2 separate regions of the Homo sapiens genome follow, and region 2 is linked to region 1. The links are chromatin loops, found by intact Hi-C in ENCODE. Cell type or tissue: endothelial cell of umbilical vein. All regions are shown on one strand.

Region 1 (8,000 bases):
TTTAATAATAGTTTTCTACACTTTTTTACTCTCCTAATCTTAAGATTATGCCCCCAGTCATCTTCACTTCTCTTTTGTTCCCCATTAATGTTTAATTATGTATGACCTAATTTTGTCCCACAACTGCATGCAGATCTATACATTCAGCCTTAACCACTAATCTGATACATGGATATAACATGTTCAGCTCCTTATAAAACACCCCAGTGTATGAGTATGTGTCAGTATGTCAAATGCATAACACCAAAAGCCAAATTCATTATCCTTACTTTTACTGCCCCAGGGGAAAAAAAATAACAACTGCAACAACAACACCGACAACAAAAGCTTCAAACAGATTGGGTTATTTACCTTTCTCTACAGTTTCCCTATACGATGCCTATAGTTCTCCATTTTCTTGTATTTACTTGCCTCACCTATGTACCTGGAATAAGCAACTTTCTGTTTTTCTTTATTTATATCCAACTCACTCTTAAAGATCTAATTTAACTGTCACATCCTCCTAAAATCTTTTCCTCTGAGCCCCCCATGGACAGAAATTAACATTATTGTTTTGTTCTGAATCCCAGGATGTAACATGGTGCCTGGCACAAGATAGGTGCTGATATTCCTGTCCCATTCACTTTCTCATCTTTCTTCATTCCTTATTTTGAGATATAGTGGTATCTGCACATGTATATTTGCATGTTAACCTCCCTGAGGTAAACTCCTTGACTAATTATTTCTTTATCTCTACCATGGACACTTGGTTGGTACGTGGTATTCCACAAATATATGTAGACATGACACATTTTAATCCCTTTCTTTTCTCAAGATATTGAAGAAGTAGGGTAAAGCCTGTGCCTAGTAAGTGAACAAAGGAGGAAAGGCTTGGACATGAGATGATATTCTTATAGTTGTCAATAGATTAACCTATATGTACAATCTTTTCTATTAGGTAGGAGGGAAAGCCATGTGGCCATCCACATCATTCATGAGCATAGGGTAGAAGAGTATACACCACCTAATAATGAAAAAGGCATACTAAGAAACAGAGTTTCCATAGTTGTCATTCAGTTTTCTTGGATGCTTTGACAAGAAACCTAAGAAAATTGAGCACTGCATATAATATGCCATTGAGCAACAGTATACTGAAAGAAACTCTATTTTACAGAATATAACCAAACACACACACACATGCACACACACACACACACACACACGCACAGTGAATATCATCATACCTGGTCTATGCCATCCTGATATGTTCACACTAGAGGTGAATTGTGTTACTGCTATGGAAGATGTGGAACTGTCAATCACTGTTCTAGCCTTGCCTTATTGTAATTTAGTACGTGACTCTGGGAAATCCACCTTATCTCTCAATTACAATTGCTTTTCTTTAAATGATAATGGGGATAAATGGTTAAATATCTGTAATTCTAAAAATCTCCATGTATATGGAGCCATGTAGAACTACAAACTCTATAGATTCCACACATTTAAAAAACATGTTTTTTTCATGGTTTGTCCAAACCATTTTATAAAATCATTCCCCATAGCTTTCACAACCTCTGACATGGCAAAACTACCTCTTTACAGGAAAACAATGACTGAGATAAAAACATCCTGATGCACCTCCACCGCCTGCCACCTCCACCATCACACACACACACACACACACACACACACACACACAGCTCTTTCCACAGGAGAAAGAAGTGAGGCATTTAAAAACAATCTTACAAAACTATTTTTAAAATATTTGTAAAATCTCTTTAAATTTCTCTAAATGAAAATCAGTGGTTTTTAAATATAGGATTTCTATATGTCTTTATTCCTGTTATTCTAATAATAATCAAGCAAGGATTTAAGGGAAATCACGAGAAGCAGCAGAGAGAAGCAAGGCTGTTGCATGCAACTTCCACCTCCTGAGTCATTCCACTCTTTAACACAGATAATGTCACATGACCTAAAATAATTTAAAATGTGAGCACCTTCTATAATATCAACTATTTAAAATGGCCACGGTTCTATTATCCCAAATCCAATAAAATACAGAAAAAATCAATTTTCATGGCAATTAATTTGTGTTCAGCATACTCCTCACATCCATACTGGGGGAGGAGGGAGGGTCTATAGTCTCATTCCAAGTCTATTAAACACATTACATAAATCTTGATTCATGTGGGAGAAATGACTTACGTATTATTTCTAAGAGGTAAAAATAAAGACATAAACAATCTGTACCATCATAGCCAGCAGAAATCGTTCAAAAGGCCTTTGGACTCAGAATATTGGCTTGCCTCTGAGGCTGCAATCAGAAGGCTCAGCCCTGAGCTTTGGCAGAGCCACTGCCATGTTAATCTGCTTCATTATATCTCTACAATTTGTTCACTGCATTAAGGAGCAGTATTTCCCTTGTGAAAGGAAAACCCATCCTTCACTTTGAAAGCTTTACCTTTAAAAGGTAAACAAATACAGCCAGAGACAGAGACCAACAGCTAGAAAGCCAAAGAAATAATAAAACACGGTATGTCATAGTCAGAGCTCATTTCAGCCTAGGAAGATTTTAAATTGCACAACAGCTAGAATTAGAGCTTTTGAATCTCTTAGATCTGAATACAAGCTAACAAAGCACACATCTTATATTAAATGTCATTCTTAACATAGATAACAATCCGTGGATAAGTCAAAAATAGAATCATGCTGGCTTACCTGAAATAAAGAAAAATGTAAATCATAACACAGAATCCACGTATGTGTTGAATATAACAGTCTCCAATGCAATTCTTCAGAATTTTTACTGGAGTAGAAAGTAAAATCTCACATGTGCTCTATCCTCATTAAAGAAGAAAAAAACAAGAAAGGATGACCACAGCATCCTCCCTCCTTTGCCTTAGCTTTCTGTTCTGACAGTCATTCGATGGTACCCAATGTCTGTTAGAAAACAGCATGCTAAATTAGAAAAATAAATAAATAAAGGCAGCATCTTACATGACAGCTCCATCTCCTGGTCAAAAGTGGAACCATCTTAATTCACGTTCCTTTGGCTATGTAGCAGTCAGCACATAAAATTAAATGATGTACAGCCCATAATTCCACTCTATTTGAAATCAACTACTTTAATTAACTGTAATTTAAACATTTAAGAAGAATTATAGTATGAATTTTTAGAATTATAATTCTATTTTGGGGATTCAAATTTCTTTACATTATGTTTAAACTAAATGGAAGCTTTTCCCATCATTGAAAACTTAAGATTTATTTAACTTTATATACCATCTGAAAAAGTAATATGTATCTCCTATAAAACAATTTTAGATGTCAAGCTTATTGATAATGAACATCACATCTCTTTGTGGAGAAGTATAAGTTTTTGTCACTAGAGAAGTTAACACATAACACTTGTGTTGCTATTGTTTGGAGGAATGTTGAAAGGTTAAAGATAAGGCAGGAAAATTAAATGACTTAAAGGCAAACTTGAAAAATCTTTAGTTAATCTAATCTAACTACAAAAATACAGACGACAAGTTACATGCAACATGAAATTTGATAATTGTAGTAGTATACTATAGTGTGTAGTTACATCTTCTTAGAGAGATAAGAGAAAATTAAATTGTCAAAAGAATCCATTTGGTAAATGACACCATTTATAGAATCAAAGTTTTACTGAGCATATGATGTTCTCAATATATGTTTGTTTAATTAATTATTCTTCTTATGAACAGTTGTGAAGGCCAGGATCATTTTTTTAAAATTTGAAGTAAAAGGATAGGCATTTTTTTTCTCCCACTTTTTTACAACACCATTTTAATTTGGGGCCAAATCGATCTTTAATTTCCTATTGCAGTAACGCTGTCCATGGTGCTGAGAACCAATTTTAGAACTCATGGTGAGTTCTAGGTCTTAAACGGGTCTGAAATACTGTCTTTGTCAGATTTGATATAAAATTTACCATTAAAAGTCCCCAGATCAGCCAGAATAATTGATAGTATCTAATATAAAAATAGTTAAGTAATTTTTTTATCCACAAAATATGTATATACACATGTCCATCAGAAGCCAAAATGCTGATAAATACATTTAATAAAATACATGATTGCAAGCTACACTTTCTTTGGATTCATAATATTTTATTTTCTGTGTGCTAAAGTTATACTGAATAGATTGCTTTAACATAAGGTTGTTCCCACACTATTAAATAGACGAGGAAACCAAAGCCCACTCTTCAGTAACTTATCCAGTATTAATAAGCAAGTCAGAAGAACAAACCCAGTTTCTTAAATTTTACCTTACTTCCATTTCTACAACATTATTAAGATGTATTAGTTTGGTTATGAAAATATATTTTTAACACTGAACAAATAAATAATTAAAGTGACTTGGTAGATCAAATTATTTTAATGTATACACTCAACTATTTCATCTCACAAGTTTCCTGCACTATCATAAGATACATAAGCTCTCAGGGCACATAATTATGATAATTTTGCCAAATTAATTTGCAATTTCAACAAATTACTCCTGATGGCCAAGAAGCTTAAACCTGTAAGATTAAAGCCTAAGATGCCACAAATATGAAATATTATTGATACTTTATTTTTAAAATCACGGGAATTTTACAATAATTTATATAAAATTTAAATGTTTTTCTTAACACAGTAATCATTTTTCCCCATAGTCTTGAGGGTAAATTTTATCCTTAGGGAAGATGTGACTAACTGATCCTGGGATTTTGTGTACCTCTAGGCACGCCACCTCATGCCCCCAGGGATACAATATCCCAGTTTCAAGACCATAGGGTTATATGACACAGAAACTGGAGCAATCCTTTTCAACCCTAAATCATATCACATACTCTTCTTCTCAAAACTTTTTAGTAGCTACCCATCTCCTTGTGAATAGTCTATGCCTTCCCCAGTGTTCACAATGCTCACAATCTAGACTCCTTTACTTCTCTGATGTTATTCTTGCCCTCACTCACTCTACTTTAGCCATTTTATCTTCTTTCTCATTACTCAAACATGGCAGGTATGTCCATTCCTTAGGAGGCGTCCACCTTTTAATCTCTTTGCCTGGAAATCTCTTACATGGGCTCCGTATGGCTCACTTCCCTCATTCTTGTCACAGCTCACAGCTGCCTTCTTACTGAGACTGGCCTTGACCCTCAATACCACACACTATCCCCTCCTCTGGTTTTTCCCTTTAGTATTTAGCTGACATACTAAATATTTTGTCTATTGTCTGCCTCCTCCAAGAAAAATGTAAATTCCATGAAGGCAGAGATGTTTGCCTGTTTTGATCACTTCCATAAACGTGGTTCACAGAACAGTACCTGAAATATAAGACCCACCCAAATAATGAATACATGTCCTAGACATAGAAAATTCATACATTTTTATTAATGCACCATAGGAATGCTATTATTTCTGTGTGTGGATTCCTATGTTCTTATTAATACATACGTCAGAGAGTGTGAAATCAATGAAGCAAATGGCATGTTCTTTGAGTAAACTATTTAAACTATGTTTAATTCATATACTTAAGCAGAAAACAGAACATATAGTGAATATTCCATAAATATGTTAGGTTAATGATGCCAGTGTTGAAATTAGACCACTGTGGTCTTGAATTGTTTTTAATGGAGTTCTGACAAAATTTTGGTAAAATATTATTGAACAACTCTTATGTTAGCACTTTTTTTTCCAGGATAAACAAACTTTGAGGTAACTATTGTAATTTTATTTTTATGGAAAATGTTTAATCTCATCTAGAAAATTTTAGCTGTTTTAAAATAAGTTGTAAAAATAGCAACATGTCACATGGTAGACATGTGTGCGTGTGTATACAAATATATATATACATATATACACACAGACACACAAGTACATACACACACTAAATCTTTATGAAATCAACTTCAGTTAGGCATTCATTTCGCTAGTAACAACAAACCAATGCCACATAATTTCTCAATAACATGTCTCTTGGGCATTGCTTTAATGATAAAATCCACACCTTTATTTTGGCAGCTTGATTTTCAAAATCATTTTAATTTATAGAGATAAAAGTAAGTAAGTCTTATTTTACCTCCATTAAGTTGTGCATATTGACTGTTATTTAATTTTTTTCTACCATTTATCATTCACCCAGACTTTTAAATATCATCCATCTGATTCAGAAAATAAAAGACTAAGTTCCTAGTTTATACCTAATATTTGTTTACATTTTTCTTGCCTCACTTCTTCTTATTTAAAATATCTGCATTGGAGAAAAGCAAATGAACAGACATTTTTAAATGGCAATTTCATTTGTACAGTTTTAGTCACCTTAAAATATGCTAACCTCTTTTAAATTATTGGTCACCAACATCAAGACAGTTTTAAAAAGTTGAACTCCATATCTAATGTTTTTCCTGCACTATTATCATTAGAGAATCAAGGACCTGTAAGCCAAAATGGGCATATTTTTATGCCATGTTCAAAGACTGCTAATACTGATGAGGAGGACAGCTTATTACACTAGTTCCAATTAGTATGAATTGTTGACATTTAATAGTATGTTATCAAAAGATGAAGAAAAGGAAAAGAAAAATTGGGCCATCAAAAGGACATAATTTCCATAAACAAAGTCTGACAAACAGAATAATTCCCATAATTCCTTGAAAGACGAGGTGTTACAAATAATGTTATAAATATATAACATTTATTGAGCACTTTTTATGTGCCAAGCAATGTGCTAAGTACTGTACATAAATTATCTCATTATTCCCAGCAACAGGTCTGTGAAGTAGATTTTTATCTTTTCCCTCTTAGAGATGAGAAAAATAAAGCCAAAGTCCCTCAGCTAGTAAACGATGTCTTGACCTCCAACTCAGACCTCTGTTCTCAATGCTTATGTTCTATTTGAGTTCTACTTAAGACACAGGAGATGTAAACTATGAAGAAGTGATTCCGTTGACCTTTGGAATTTATGTGCTTTTTGTCCTCAGCTCCAGTTGTTCAACAGTTGTGTAAGCCAAGGGTAAAACAAGAGTGGAAAAGAAGGAAGGTCTTTAGGAGTACCTCCCTTCAGTGTGGTATTTCAGAGCAGGTGATGGATTTGCAATGGATGCAAGGATTGACAGAAGAAGATAAACAGAAGGAACTAGAGTTATTAAGGAAAATAAATTGTCAAGAAATTAATGAGTGAAAGAACAAGGCAGAGAGGTGAAAGAGAAGTGCAGGACCCATAGAGCTCTGCCAGAGACCCTTCTCTTCCCCGAAGATGGCTGTCTGAAAGAGAGCAGCATTCCATGATCCCCTGAGCAACAAGGAGTTCTCATCTACAAGGCTCACATGATCCTGTTACCAACACCAGAAATACACTAATGCTAGCTGGTAGCACCTTGCTGAGGGTAACTGAAATACACAAAGGTTGCCCTGACATTTCTCATCAGTAGGTCTACCTTTATTGTGGAGTAAATAACTCAATATAGCATGATGAAGAAACAGGTAAATTGATATTCTCTGAACCCCATACTAAAATGTGGCACCAGATGTCCACAAAAATATCCCTGAAAGACGAAAGACTGATTGTAAACTATAAAGTCATTTCAGTGTTCTTACGGCAGCCATTGTTTAGTGTTTAATTTTTCTAAGCTTATCATTGTCATTATTGTTAATAATAGTAATTATCAGCCAAAAAAAAACTGCATTTGGTAAATTCCTAAATTTTTGTTCTGACAATTTCACCTCTCTCAGTGGGGTAGAAAACACCCAGATAGAGAACGATGATCCTGTTCTTAATTCAGCCCAGTGAAGAACTTCAGGAGGCGCTTCCTAGGCTTAGTTATGGTATGGAGTGGAGACAGCACAGACAATTGGAATTCTGGGGGTTGCACTGAGCAGATAGCCCTGTTGCCCATCTGTAGGAAGCATTAAAGTTGAACCTACGGAGGGCAGATGGAAGTCTTAATTATCAGAAGAAGCCCCTATCCTTATTGCATTTGTTACACCATAATAAGGTACAGGGACCAC
Region 2 (8,000 bases), 460 kb before region 1:
AATGAGGACATTTTTGGGGGACCATTATTTAGCCTATCCCAATCACCTATTGATTTCCTGGAACACTTAACATATATATTATGAATGCATCCCATTCTAGACCTCCAGGAATGGAGTCCAGAAAAAGGCATTTTAAATAAACTCCCCCAAGTTTGAAGCGTCCTGCTGTGAGAAAAGGCACGTCACTAAAGATCTTTTAGGATAAGTATAGGAATGAAATTAGTAAAACAGTGCTTTAAGATAAGCATTGACACGTTAAAATCATGCAAAAGTTAAGTAATACTAGGAGCTATTGAGTTTTTTGTTTGCAGTCATTATTTATTTATTTATTTATTTTGATAAGAGAAGATTCTGCATAGAATTTGGGTCAAAAAAAGAACAACAGAAGGCAGTTGGTTTGGGTGTGAGAGTGTAGGCAAGCCTGCTCTTCTAGTCTAGGAACTATCCTATTTATTCAACTCCTTTGCTCCTTGGGGGAATCACTGCTTCATAAAACCTGTTTTCCTATGACATTGCCTTCCAGCAAGGAACCCTCTCAAACCCTGTTGCAGCCTGTCACATGTACTGTGACAGCACCCATGCACGTGGAAAGAGATTCAAAGCAAACTCCTGAATGGCAAGATCTCCCTTCTCCCATCAGGTAAGGATCCTCCTATTTGTACTACTTTCCTTCCAGTTGTGCATGTAGCAAAGGATTCTGATTCCTGAGAGAAATGGAAAATTTCTCTTGCATTATGATTAGTCTTTAGGAGGAGAGGCTTGCTTGCGGGAGATGGCTTTCTTATTTCAATTTGGCAGTTTCCCCTAACATAAACTGATAAGATAAAATCAACCAAGCTATCAGGGGGCTTCCTCCTGGAGGCCAGGTCCTGAAGTCCTAGCAGGTGGCTCAATGGAAAAGTAGATTTCTACACCTTACATTAGGGAAACGGTTCTCAGCACAACCTGCACTTTGAGATCATATAAGAGACTTAAAAACAAATTATCCTGGCTGGATATGGTGGCTCGCATTTGTAATTCCAGGACTTTGGGAAGCCAAGGTGGAAGGATGTCTGGAGGCCAGAAGTTTGAGACCAGCCTTAGCAGCAGAGTGAGAAGCCATCGCTAGCAAATTTTAAAATTAGCTGAGCATGGTGGTGCATGCCTGTAGTCCTAGCTACTCGGGAGGCTGACATGGGAGGATTGCTTGAGCCCAGCAGGCTGAGGCTGCAGTGAGCTATGATCATGCCACTGCACTCCAACCTGGGTGATGGAGTGAGACCCTGTCTCAAACAAAACAAAACAAAACAAAAAACTCCTCAAAAACAAACAAACCAAAAACAACCAAGAAAAAAACTGTCTCTAGGCCCCATTGTGCAGATTGTGATTTAAGTTATTTGAGAAGAATACCTCGTATCGGTATTTTTAAAAAACTCTCCAAATAATTCTAATGCAAAGCCAGGGGAGAAAGCCACTGATTAGGAAATCCTAAGTGGTTCCAGGTTAGGAAATAACTAGTAGTTACAGTTGTTACTATGTTTTAAAAAATGAAATACAGTTAAGAATCCTATTTTGGGTTGTACGCAAAACTCATTCAATATATTTATTACATGGCACTCACTTAGTGATGATTAAGAGTTAGAAGGGATTTTAGAAACATTCTAATGGGATTTAGTAGAAAGAAATTGGGTTTTAGAGACAGACAGACTTGAGTTTGAATGAATTTTGATTCTTCCAATTATTAGCTGGGAAATCTTAGGCACTTAACTCTGCTAAGCTTCAGTTTCCTCATCTATATACTCTGCATACAAATCCCTAATTTATGGATTTCTTAAAAGGAATAAATGAGACTTACATAAAGCCCCTGTCATATTAATAAGCACACAGAGAATATTATTACGCTCCCTTTTATACAGAGGAGGAATTTAGGCAAAAATAAATAAATAAAGCCACACACACACACACACACACACACACACACACACACAAGCCTCCCACTGAGTGTCCTTCCTAAGTAATACAATTTACTAGCATAAAATTTGGGACTAGAATTGATGACTTCCAGTTAGAATCCAGTTCTTTTGTAGAATCACTGTAATGTGGCTGATATATTATTCAGAAATAGTAACACCTTTTCCCTTTCAATCTTGCTTCTAGAGGATATTGCCTGTAACGGCCCAGATAATCATGCCTCCGTTTCCTCCTCTTTAGCTACATAATTAAATTTACAACAGCCAGTTAGGGCAGGCCAGGGCACACCTTATACAGCAATAATAATAATATGCTCTAGAGCAGATAATAAACACGCTACTTTGAATGAGAGAATGCTGCTAACTGTGACTCCTCCCTGGCCAGCTCTAGCTGGTACCACTCCCTGGATTTGAATACGATTCTAGAACCGTGTTGCTCAATACATTAGTCCTAGCCACGTGTAGCTATTTAAAATTAAAATGAACTCAAATTAAATCAGTTAAATAATTTGGTTACTCAGTTGCACTGGCCACATTTCAAATGCTGAGTTGCCACTTGGTGACCAGTGGCTACTGTATTGAACAGCATAGATATGAAACATTTATATCATCACAGAAAATTCTATTGGGCAGTGCTGTGTTAGAGGACTTTGTATCTTTGGATTTTTTTGTTATATCTAAATTTATGAATTGAATTTGCTCTATTAATAGCTGTTAATTATGTAGCTATAAAATGGGGAAAAGTGGAATTTGATATGAAAATAAGCTGAGAGAAAGGGTACAGGAGGAAAGAGGGAATAGAGTTGATTTGCCTGAACTGACATCTGGCAGTTGACAATTCAAGCAAGAATAAACTGTCCCTTAGGTTAGTAGGCAGAAACACCCTGGCTAAAGAGTTCATTACGCTTGTTTCTGAAAGGCTGGGGATGGCACACTGATACAAAGCTCTGGCAGCCAGTTCTCCTACTGGGCTCCCGGTGGGTTCCTGCGGGCAGCTGTCACTATGGCAACGCTCAAGATTGAGGCCAGAGCCCTGAAAACAGCTGTTCTCATGCCATTGCCCCACTCCTGACATCCATCCTGAAAAGCCCTAACCAGGCAAATCGATCAATCCCTGTGGAATCCCCAGAGAGCTCAATTTAAGCACAATTTATTGTAGTAAAAAGTAAGACTTGAAAAGAAGTTCAGACATTAAACCTAACCAGCAAATATAATGTTAGGCCTCTTTCTGTTAAAAAAGAAATCAAAATATAAGTTTCCCTACATCCTGTCACTATTTTGGATTCTCAGCTGTGAAAGCACTGTCCCCTTTCCCGGCATTAAGATAAAGTTCCTCAGTTAGGGTGAATGTGGGAGTTATTGGTGCTGTTCAGCAATGTTTCTGTTCTCCTTCCAAACACATTGTAGGACAGCATGACCCAAATTTCTTTTTTTTTCTCTGAAAGATTAAAGCATCTTTGATGGGATCAATTAAGACAAAAGGAAGTAAAATGCAGTTCTATTTCTGTCCATGTAACTTATTTTGGCCAGTGCAATGTGAGCGGAAGTGACATGTGTTATTTCCAGTTAGAAACCTTTAAGAAGCAGGGCACAAGAAGCTGATTTCCTCCCCCTGCCTGCAATGTTGCAGATGGTGGAGGCTCCATCAGTCTTAGCACCTGAAAAAGGATGATGGCGTACCTCACCCACTGAAGACAGACATGGAGTGAAACCATGTTTTAAGCCATTGAGGTTTGGAGGGGTTTTTGTTACTACAGCAACAAATTTAGAATCTTCTAATACTGTGCATATATGAAAAAAAGTACAGAAAGAATTTTAAAAATCTGAAGAAAATTAATTATTTTAATGTAAAGTGCTAATTTCAAGAGTATCCTATCTATTGCAGGATCAGCTTAAATAAAAAATCTGTGTAATGGTGTGACTTTTTTCATGCCAATATTATTTGTTTGTAAACAAGATATGTCAGTCTGGGTTTATATTAAAGCAAAAAATTGGTCTGATACTAGCAATTCAATTGGTCCTCTTAGACCAATTTTTATATACATAAAAATATTTATGACACCTATAAAGAGATATTAACAAACAAAACATCTTTAAAATAAAATATCCCAGTACTTATATTTAAATAAACAGCAACATACATAGCCTGTGGGAACATTATTTGACATTTTTAAGATTATTCTTTGGGAATCCTGGGGAAAAGTTTAGAAGATAGGTGCATCATTTTTATTATTTTGGATACAACATTTTAACTTTTCTAGTTCAACTAGTTCAACATAGTTGATTCTGAATGATCTATGGATATTACAAGATGTTGAATATACTTTTAATGTATATCTATTTGCCACAGTTAAAGCAATATTCCAAACAATGAAACAATGCAAAAAAAATCAAGGTTGCTTTAAACAATGAAAACCTCCTTATTGTAAGCATATAATCTCTCCCCAAAATGCAGCTTGTTTGGATATATCAATCCTGATGTGTGGGTATGTCTCATCCATCACCTCAAATTGCTTTTGAAATTATATGTAATATAAAAGTTTAAAAATTGAAAAATTAAAGCAGGCATATTTTTTATAGTCACAAAACCATACGCAGACTCTAAACACCCACTGAAGATAAATAAATATAAAAAATTTAAAAATAATACTGGTGGATTTTATAAATATCATGGCTGGGATTTCTGTTTTTATTTGATACTCAGAAAATAAAACTTATTTTAATAAAATAAGTTTATAATAAAATTTATTTTAGCAACACACACACACACACACACACACACACACACACACACACATATATATATATATATATATATATTTTAATACAGGAAACTTAGAAATTAACCAGGTTGCCTCAGCGTTACCTCCTCCTACTTCTCTTCAGGATCTAGGACGTTCTGCCCGTTGGCCAGTAAGGGGAGCCATCACAAAGTAATTACAGACACATTTACATGACAACCTTTCCTCATAGACTTGAAGTTTGTACGAGTTTTTCTAATACACATCTTGCTTTTCAGTGAATTTTGTAGGTCAGTACTGACCACACATTGTCTGTACACACCCAGGCTGTCATAGCAGGCCACCAGATAGCAAAAGCTGCAGAAAAGCTCAGATGCTGTGCTGTTTCTTTAGAAGCCTTCTTTTCCCATGTCTCATGCTGTTAGAAAATGCTTCTATTACCCAAGATCCAGGCCAAAAGGCTCTGATCTGAGCCCTGCTGCTGCTTTAATTGTCTGCCCCTACTCAGCTCTCTTTATTAACCCCTCTCACCCCTCCCAATAGTAAATGTAAATTACATGTTTCTTTCAAGTCTACCTACCCAATTCTTTCAGGAAAAGCCATTTGTTCCCATGCACCTGGAGCTAATTCTCACTTCTTGCATTTTATCCACTGAACCAAGCTCCTGCCCTGCCGCCTTCTCCCAGACTCCCCTAGGTGCCACTTTACCTCTTCTGGAGGCCTGAGCTGATGTGTTTAAAGGCTGCCCAAGAATGAAATAATTCAACACTGAGTTTCCGAGGCATGGTATTTCTCTGTATTGTTTCAAATACCTAAAAAGATGAGGGCAAGTGTTTGAGTGTGGCACCTAGCCAACCAGAGTTGTTTCAAGAAAGTCAATAATGTATATTACAAACATGTTTTGGTGACCAAATACAGCCTCCCAGCTATAGGTCTCCCCTAGAAAAGTGAGGCAATTATCTCAATCAGTCAAGTGAAAAGGTCCATTTATGCTTCAATTCTCTGGCTAATTCAGGCAAAAGTAAAATTTTCATCTGAATGATCTCAGTAATTGGCTTGCTGCTTTGCTTTACCAGAGAAAAGCAAAGAAACAGGCTGTTCTATACTGACAGGGTGCTGGTAATCACGGGGAACTTGTGCATAGAAAACATCGATGAGAAAGCACATTAGTAGAGACTTTGTTGAGAAATTTCAGCAACAGATAGAGCCTAATCATAGATGATAAATGAGACCTTTAGCAATCTTTTTTTCCTTCCCTTCACCTGCCCACCGACCACTTTTCCTTCAGTATTTCAGGTCCACAGCAGGTATGCCACTAGGAACAAATCAACAAATCTATTATCCTTGACTTCTTCCTCTCCTTTAATTTCCATTCCACCTTCTACAGATCTTTTGAATGTTAACCCCTCTGTATTCCCATAGCCATTGGCTTAGTTCAGACAACCGTTGGTACTTTCCTCGAACATTCATCTATTTGATATTTATTGAGGGTCTTTTATATGAAGGTTCAATGCCAGGTACTGCAAATACAATGAGCAGAAAGACAGACATGAATTCTATTGATCATAGCTACCCTTAATTGGTTTACCTGCTTTCTATCTCATGCCTCTCCCTAATCCATTATCTTCCTTGCTGTCAGATTCACCTTTTGAAGTGCCAAGCCAGGCACTACTTCACTGCATAATAGCCAAAGTCCTAAGCATGAGATACAAGGAACTTGATGATCTGACATTGACTTCATAGTCATTTTCCCTTCCGGCCACTTTCTATTGGTCTTATATTTGGCCAGTCTGAACTTTTCACGGTTGCCTGTGATGGCTGCTTTGATCCAAAATGCCTCTTTTCCCCTTCATCTGGCTAATTTATATCTACAGTACTTTTTCTTTTGGTTTTAATATTAAAATTATCTTCCCTATATTCTGTCTTCCTAGACTTCTAACTTCTGTTTTCCTAGACTTTTGTCTCTTGATTCCACAGGGAATAATTTCAAGCCCCTTTAGCTGTCTAAAGAAAACTTGTATTCTGTGTAAGCATTCATTCCTTTAACTAGCCCTTTGTTGTGTTTTTTAGCTCCTTTACTGTTTTGATCATTCTCCTCTGAACACATTTCAGTAAGTGGATATTCCTTTTAAACTGCAGTAGCCATAATTGAACTTGGTATTCCATGTGTGATCTGATTTTCAGGAAGGAAAATTCCTGATCTGGTAAATACACATGTTCCTTTTTAAAACCCGAGCTCAAGACTTTCCATTGCTCTCTTAACTCCTACTCTGGATTCTCTTGGATACAAAATCATGTCTTTATTTTCTTCTTTTGAATCCCAAATCTGGCTGTGATGGATATGGAGATGCACCACTCAGGTTTCTTTCAGGGCTGACTTGTTACTTCTTTTTCAGAGATGACCTCAGTTGCAGAGTGATGCCTTGTTCAAAAGCCCAACCTTCCTTAGCTATCCATATCCAATGACTGACCATGGAGGACATATAAAGATCTGAAAATTTTGGCTCACTAGGGGACAACTCCAAAGGGTCATATGGCTCTGGAGTTCTCTGAGGGTTGGGCTGAGGCTCTGTCACGCCTGCTTCATAATTCATCTTGTCTCTCTGTTTGATTGCTTCCTCCTCCTGGCTTCCACAGCTGTTGAACCTTCATAAATATCTTGCAAGTCCAACTCCATTTTAGAGTCTTTAAAAACCCAATCTGACATTTGGTATCAGAATAGTCCAAAAATGAAGTTGATAAGATAAATTTTGAAGCTTTATCATTTGTCACTTGGCTAGTAATGTGAACTCCATCACTGATGGTACTGAGGCACAAATAATCCAATGGAAATGAAAAGACCCTGAAACAACAGAGAACAGGAGGTGCCACATAACTGCTGAAAAGCAGGTGGATGCAATTATCATAATGAGCAGCAGAGCCAGAGTGGCAGCCAATGGGGCCTGACCCACAGACAGTCATGGAGATGGTTAATAGAAACTCATAACCCTAGGGACTAAATAGATGGGCAGCCAACAAGGATACTTTGGTTTATACCATCACGAGAAATTAGGGTAAATAATTAGAAGCCCTAATTATTGAAGGAACTCACTCCAATAAGGCAGTCATGCCAATAAGATGTTGTAGTCTTTTGCCCACTTTCCAGATCTGAGTTAGTTTTCAGACCCAGGACCCACTGACTAAAGAAATGGCCAGGTCCCTAGGAAGAAAGACCCAGCTACACAGTGCAAGTATTATGATGATGATTCCCCCAGTCCATCTTTAAAAGTACCTACAACTGTTTACTTGGGTGACTTTGTACAAGGGAAAG

What was found. Hi-C counts contacts between places; a loop is a spot of excess contacts. Peaks named below come from ENCODE experiments on the same cell type or tissue, not always from the same donor. Only the 100,000 strongest peaks of a DNase experiment are listed, where the experiment ranks them.
Region 2: a loop joins it to region 1, with 17 times the contacts of the local background. A loop is called at or near these places in 5 of 110 quality-filtered maps.

Annotation. Positions count from the first base shown.
Region 1 is chr2:165,234,338-165,242,337 of GRCh38, reverse strand. SCN2A (sodium voltage-gated channel alpha subunit 2) reads right to left here and starts at 2,924. Exons shown (of 27, transcript NM_001040142.2): 1 at 2,698-2,924. In endothelial cell of umbilical vein, a CTCF peak has its summit at 3,016 (motif pointing left); a DNase peak (open chromatin) is centred at 2,997.
Region 2 is chr2:165,695,677-165,703,676 of GRCh38, reverse strand. No RefSeq gene overlaps it. Among named protein-coding and RNA genes, the nearest start is that of GALNT3, 95 kb to the left of the region's middle. In endothelial cell of umbilical vein, a CTCF peak has its summit at 4,880 (motif pointing right); a DNase peak (open chromatin) is centred at 4,966; H3K27me3 peaks cover 623 bases.